Regions from separate parts of the Homo sapiens genome. Here region 2 is linked to region 1. Evidence: chromatin contacts called from ENCODE Hi-C or POLR2A ChIA-PET data. All regions are on one chromosome and are shown on one strand. Each heading gives the region's core, a stretch centred on a gene start or an enhancer-like site at or near the end of the contact. The rest is flanking DNA. Distances are from core to core; before and after follow the strand shown.

What was found. A loop is a pair of places that touch in the nucleus more often than their neighbours do. ChIA-PET counts read pairs that join two places held with the same protein, here RNA polymerase II (POLR2A). Pooled maps may share reads with other maps.
Region 2: a loop to region 1 is called in a pooled map, with 3 times the contacts of the local background. The contact joins two enhancer-like sites. A Hi-C loop is called at or near these places in 2 of 50 pooled maps. POLR2A ChIA-PET finds 5 or more read pairs at or near these places in 6 of 52 experiments (A673, HEK293T, HepG2 and 3 more).

The regions. Positions count from the first base shown.
Region 1 is chr17:39,206,754-39,209,869 of GRCh38, forward strand. No RefSeq gene overlaps it. Among named protein-coding and RNA genes, the nearest start is that of RPL19, 8.0 kb to the left of the region's middle. RefSeq lists enhancers at 439-698, 2,368-2,457, 2,478-2,607, 2,486-3,116 and a silencer at 3,079-3,116. Within about 2 kb of position 1,603, at least 21 of the 41 ENCODE cell types and tissues checked have a DNase peak (open chromatin) inside an H3K27ac peak, as active enhancers do.
Region 2 is chr17:39,485,207-39,488,190 of GRCh38, forward strand. All of the region lies in intron 2 of CDK12 (cyclin dependent kinase 12), which reads left to right. Among named protein-coding and RNA genes, the nearest start is that of CDK12, 25 kb to the left of the region's middle. Within about 2 kb of position 1,310, at least 3 of the 41 ENCODE cell types and tissues checked have a DNase peak (open chromatin) inside an H3K27ac peak, as active enhancers do.

The DNA of each region.
Region 1 (3,116 bases), core at 353-2,852:
TGTGGTGGCTCACGCCTGTAATCCCAGCACTTTTGGAGGCCGAGCGGGAGAACTGCTTGAGTCCAGGAGTTTGAGACTAGCCTGGGCAACATGGCGAAAACCCATCTCTACAGAAAATACAAAAATTAGCCGGGCATGGTGGTGCACCCCTGTAGTCCCAGCTACTCAGGAGGCTGAGGTGGTAGGATCACCTGAACCCGAAAGGTGGAAGCTGCAGTGAGCCAAGATTGCACCACTGCACTCCAGCCTTGGTGACAGAGCCAGACCCTTCCCCCCAACCCCCAACCAAAAAAAAAAAAATGTCAGGAAGGAGAATGAGGTAACCCAATATGAGACCCTCCCAGGATTCCAGAGCCTGCAGCGCAGAAGCTGGTTTCCACCCTGGACCAGAAGATGGTGCTACTCGCTCACAGGTCAATGCAGGTGTCAGCTGCTGCCTCACTGGAGTTTTTTTTTGGTTTTGTTTTTGTCTGTTCTCGGGGGCGGGAGAAAGAGATGGGTTAGGAAGTTGTAGGAACCCACCTCTTGGAAGGCCTTGGGTTTCCCCACTTCTTTCCTAACCTCACCCCAGGCCTGAAGTTGGCCTCTTTCCACCATGGTCCTCCAACCTCTTCCCAGGCCAGTGCCTAGGAGGGATCCACTCCCACAGGAGCCCCAAGCAGAAAGAACCCCTAAAGTAACTGCTGGATCTTTTCCGGGTCCTGTAGCCTTGAGAAAATCTGATTAAAAGATGTGTCCTCTTGTTTCCTTACTTATGGAAAAAGAAAAAAGAAAAGATGTGTCCTGTCAGGCACATTGGCGTGAGCCTGTAGTCCCAGTTATTCTGGAGGCTGACTGGGAAGGGCTACGTGAGCCCAGGAGTTTGGGGCTGCAGTGAGCTATGACGGTGCCTGTGAATAGACACTGCATGCCAGCCTGGGCAACATAATAAGTCCCTGTCTCTAAAACAAAAATATCAAAAATAATTTGTTGGCTGGGCGCGGTGGCTCACGCTCGTAAACCCAGCACTTTGGGAGGCCGAGGCGGGTGTATAATTTGAGGTCAAGAGTTAGAGACCAGCCTGGTCAACATGGTGAAACCCTGGCTCTACTAAAAATACAAAAATTAGCCAGGCGTGGTGGCACGCGCCTGTAATTCCAGGTATTCGGGAGGCTGAGGCAGGAGAATCACTTGAACCCAGGAGGCAAAGGTTGCAGTGAGCCGAGATTGAGCCACTGCACTCCAGCCTGGGTGACAGAGAGAGACTCCATCTCAGGGGAAAAAAAAAAAATTGTAAAAAAAAATGTTTTTTCTTTCAAGAGCATACAAGTGTCCCTATCATATAATTCCACACCCTTTCAAGGAGCTCGTGACCCACACCCTTACCACGTAAAGAATCCCTGAGCAAACCCAATGCTTGATTTTCTAGAGGAGGAAACAGAGACCCAGAGGAGCCAGTGACTCTTCTGCTGTGCTCAGCAGTGCGGCAAACAGGCCGGGGGTGGGGGGGCTAGGCTGGCTACTGGCTGGTGGCAGACACAAGTGGGGTGTGCAGAACCTCAGTGCTGCACGAACACTGGCGCCTGACTCTGATTCCCAGGCTGCAGTCTCCCGACGTGGGAGGGTGTGATTCAGATTGGGGTGCAGCAGAGGCACTGAGCACAGCTGCTACTGCAGGGCTGTGAGCTGGAGAAGAGGGTACAGAGGGGCCTGGCCTCCTTCCAGTACTGCCTCTGAGGCTACGGCAGGGCTAACCTAGGCTGGCTTCCTGCAAAGCACAGGGAGGCTGAGGCTGCCTTCCTTGCACTCCTCAGCAGGTGCCCCCACCTGCCCAGGCATTGGGTGGACAGCGGGTAAGAATGGGGGTGAAGAAGGTTGAAGGGGCCAAAGGAAGCAGTGCTGGCAAAATGAGTAGGGTTGCACCGAGGGGCTCATTCTCTCTTCTCCCCACCTCCAGCATCCATCTCTCCAGACTCCCTCCTCTTTCTGCATCTCCCTGAAGTCCAGGGAACCTTCATCCCACACAGTACAAGCCAGGTGAAGCTCAGCTTCTGTGTAGGGGGGCATGAAGGGCACATGTGGGTCAGAGACAACAGAGCCAAATGGTGGGATTTGGGATCACCAGTAGCTTCCTAGGCACCCTTTGCCCCAGACCAGTAGTGTTGCTGGTCCGTCCACCCCCAGAGTGGGCACAGAGGAGGGCAAAGGCTACAGTGGGGCACCAACTGTTCCCAGGCCCTAGGCTGTGAGCATGCTGCATGGGGTTCAGCCACCCAAAAAAGCTGCTGTGCTCAGCAGTGCGGCAAATAGGCTGGAGGGGGATGGGCGTCCAGGCCAGCTGCCGGCTGGTGGCAGACACACAGCTGGGTGTGCATAAGGCGTGGCTGCAAGGCTCTCAGGCTCTTGATCCCTGGAGCCTCTGGCCCAGCGTCTCAGGGTGTCTCTGTCTCCATTTTGTTAGTTTAAGGCATTGAGGAAGCCAGGGCAGGGGAGGGAAAGAGCTGAAAGGAGAAGAAAAAGCCGCGGTTTCCAAGACTGGCTTGATCACTCATTTTGCTGTGTGACCCTGGACAAGTCATTAGCCCACTCCAGGCCTCAGTTTCCCCATGTATAAAGAGGGCAGTGTTGAGCTGGGTAATCTGTGTGACCTTAGATAAGCCACCTAACCTGGCTGTGCCTCAGTTCTTCCCTGTGAGAGGAGGACACCCCCACTCGCCTCACAGGATCCTGGAAAGGATTAAGTAACATCAAGTTCCTGGCACGGTTCCCTGGGCACAGTAGGTGCCTATTTATGAGTTCCCTCTCTTTAAGCATTCACACTGGTCTTGTGACCCCTTCTTCCACTCCCAGGGCTGGGGATCCTAGGAGGGGGAGGGTCACCCTCCTTTCCCGGCTCTCTCGACCCCCAACCTCCAGGGCCTTCCTCAAGTCAAGGAGCCCAAAGAAAGCTCAAGGAGGGGACCCAAGGTCTGGGCCCACCTGGCCTACCTGGCTCAGGGGGCGGGGGCTGTAAACCGGAACCGGTGGAGGAGGGGGCGCTCATCAGGAAAGGCAGCCCCCACTCTGCATCCGGGCAGCGCCAGCAGTGCCCCAGCACCCCCGCAGCCCGCCTCTCCTTGGCGCCCCGCTCCCCTCCG
Region 2 (2,984 bases), core at 60-2,559, 280 kb after region 1:
GAGGCATTGTGGATAAGAGAGTACCTAATCTGTATTAGTACTTTATTTGAGCTCATAAAGTAAACATTGGAGAAAACAAAAATATGAAACACAGATTGGCTGGGCATGGTGGCTGATGCCTGTGATCCCAGCACTTTAGGAGGCCAAGCTGGAGGATTGCTTCAGGTGGGAGTTTGAGACCAGAGCTTAGGCATCCCCCCCCTTTTTTTTTTTTTTTTTTTTTTGGGAAACAGAGTCTCACTCTGTCGCCAGGCTGGAGTGCAGTGGCTCAATCTCAGCTCACTAATCTCCACCTCCCGGGTTCAGGTGATTCCCCTGCCTCAGCCTCCTGAGTAGCTGGGACTAACAGGCGGGTGCCACCACGCCTGGCTAATTTTTTTTGTATTTTGGTAGAGACAGGGTTTCACAATGTTTGCCAGGATGGTCTTGATCTCCTGACCTCATGATCCCCGGCCTCGGCCCCCTAAAGTGCTGGGATTATAGGCATGAGCCACTGTGCCTGGCCCCTGTCTCTTAAAAAAAAAAAAAGCAGCTGTGGTGGTATGCACCTGTAGTCTCAGCTGCTTGGAATGTTGTAGTGGGTAGATCACTTGAGCCTCGAGGCTGCAGTCAGCTATGATTGCACCACTACAGTCCAGCTTGGGTGACACAGCAAGATCCTGTCTCCAAACAGACAAAAAACCATAGACTGAATTTATTTGAAATGATGATGACACAATTAAAATACCTTAATTTTTCTTTTTTCTTTTTCTTTTTTTTTTTTTGAGACAGAGTCTTGCTCTGTCGCCCAGGCTGGAGTGCAGTGGGGTGATCTTGGCTCACTGCAACCTCTGCCTCCTGGGTTGAAGCGATTCTCCTTCCTCAGGTTCCCAAGTAGCTGGGATTTTGGGAGTGCACCACCATGCCCAGCTAATTTTTGTACTTTTAGTAGAGATGCGGTTTCACCATGTTGGCTAGGCTGGTCTTGAACTCCTGACTTCAGGTGATCCGCCCGCTTGGCCTCCCAAAGTGCTGGGATTACAGACATGAGCCACTGCACCCTGCCTCTTTTTTTTTTTTTTTTTTTTTTCTGTGAAACAGAATCTTGCTCTGTCACTTAGACTGGAGTGCAGTGGCACAATCATGGCTCACTGCAACCTTGGCCTCCTTCCCTGGCTCAAGTGATCCTCTCGCTTCAGCCTCGATAGTAGCTGGGACCAGAAGTGCATGCCACCACTCCCAGCTAACTTTGTTTATTTTTTTTAGAGATAAGGTCTCACTATGTTGCTCAGGCTGGTCTTGAACTCCTGGGCTCAAGCAATCTTCCTGCCTTGGCTCCCAAAGTAGTGGGATTACAGGCATGAGTCACCATGCTCAGCCTGATTTTTCTTGTTCTTCTAGTGAAGCCAAACCAAGAAGAAATCTGTTTTGAATAATGAGGAATTGAGATTTGTAAAGAATATTCCGACAGTGGTTGAGAAATTACAAGTTTTTTTTCGCTGAACATCTTAAAAATTAGAATAATTTAAAAAATCTATGTTGGTGGGGTGCGGTGGCTCATGTCTGTAATCCCAGCACTTTGGGAGGCTGAGGTGGGCAGATCATGAGGTCAGGAGTTCGAGTCCAGCCTGGCCAATATGGTGAAACCCCATCTCTACTAAAAATACAAAAAACTAGCCGGGCGTAGTGGCACACGCCTGTAGTCCCAGCTACTTGGGAGGCTGAGGTAGCAGAATCACTTGAACCCAGGAGGCAGAGGTTGCAGTGAGCCAAGATTGCACCACTGTACTCCAACCTGGGCAATAGAGGGAGACTCCGTCTCAAAAAAAAAGAATCTATATTACATTGTGACTCAAAGAGTTTTCTGATAATAAGTTTTGTTTCTAGGATGGAAAAATCTGAGTGCAGATTATAATAATGTTGCATGTTCATCTCTCCCAGTATTTCAACAGAAAGTTTCAGATGATCATTATCTACTCCACTGACTATCCCAGTTCTGGTTGATGTGGTACAAACTAACCTATATTGTATTGTTCTGTCTGATTTACAAGGGATTAAAACGATAAAAATTGGCAGGAGTCAATAGCTGTTGAGATTTATGTTCTTATATTTTGAGTAAATGACATTCTTTTATGGAAAATTCACACACAAGGGTTAACAGTATTCTTTAAAAAGATACATTGCAAGAGATAGATCTTTGTGGTCTAGGAAATATTCATGCAAAGCACCAATATTTTCCTTTATAACTACCTGTCATAAAAATAGAGAAGATTGCCTGTGGTTAAGGTTCTCAGATCTTTTTCAACCATCTGATACTGTGAAGGAATAGAGAAGACCTATCTGGCCTGATTTTATTTGTAGACATGAGTTAGTCTGTTGTACTATAGATGTCTTATTTTTTCTGAGGATGTGCATGACACAATTTTTTTTTTTTTTTTTTTTTTTTTTTGAGATAAAGTCTTGCCCTGTCACCCAGGCTGGAGTGCAGTGGCACGATCTCGGCTTACTGCAACCTTGACCTCCCCAGTTCAAGCAATTCTCATGCCTCACAAGTAGCTGGAACTACAGGCACATGCCACCATGCCCAGCTAATTTTTGTATCTTTATTTAATAGAGATGAGGTTTCACCATGTTGGCCAGGTTGGTCTTGAACTCCTGGGCTCAACTGATCCGCCTGCCTTGGCCTCCCAAAGTGTTGGTATTACGGGCATGAGCCACCACACCTGGCTCTTGGCACAAAATTTCTCTACCACTTATTAATAAATTGAGATAGGCAAAAAATTGTATCTGGGCCATACGTGGTAGGAGGCGAGGCAAGAGCATCACTTGGGGAGGTCCAGGATTTTGTGACTAGCCTGGGCAATATGGCAAGACCTTGTCTCTACAAAAAATTTCAAGAATTAGCTGGGTGTGTTGGTGTGTGCCGTGGTCCCAGCTTCTTAGGAGGCTAAGGTGAAAGTGTTGCTTGAGCCCGGGAAATTGAGGCTGCAGTGAGCCATGATTGT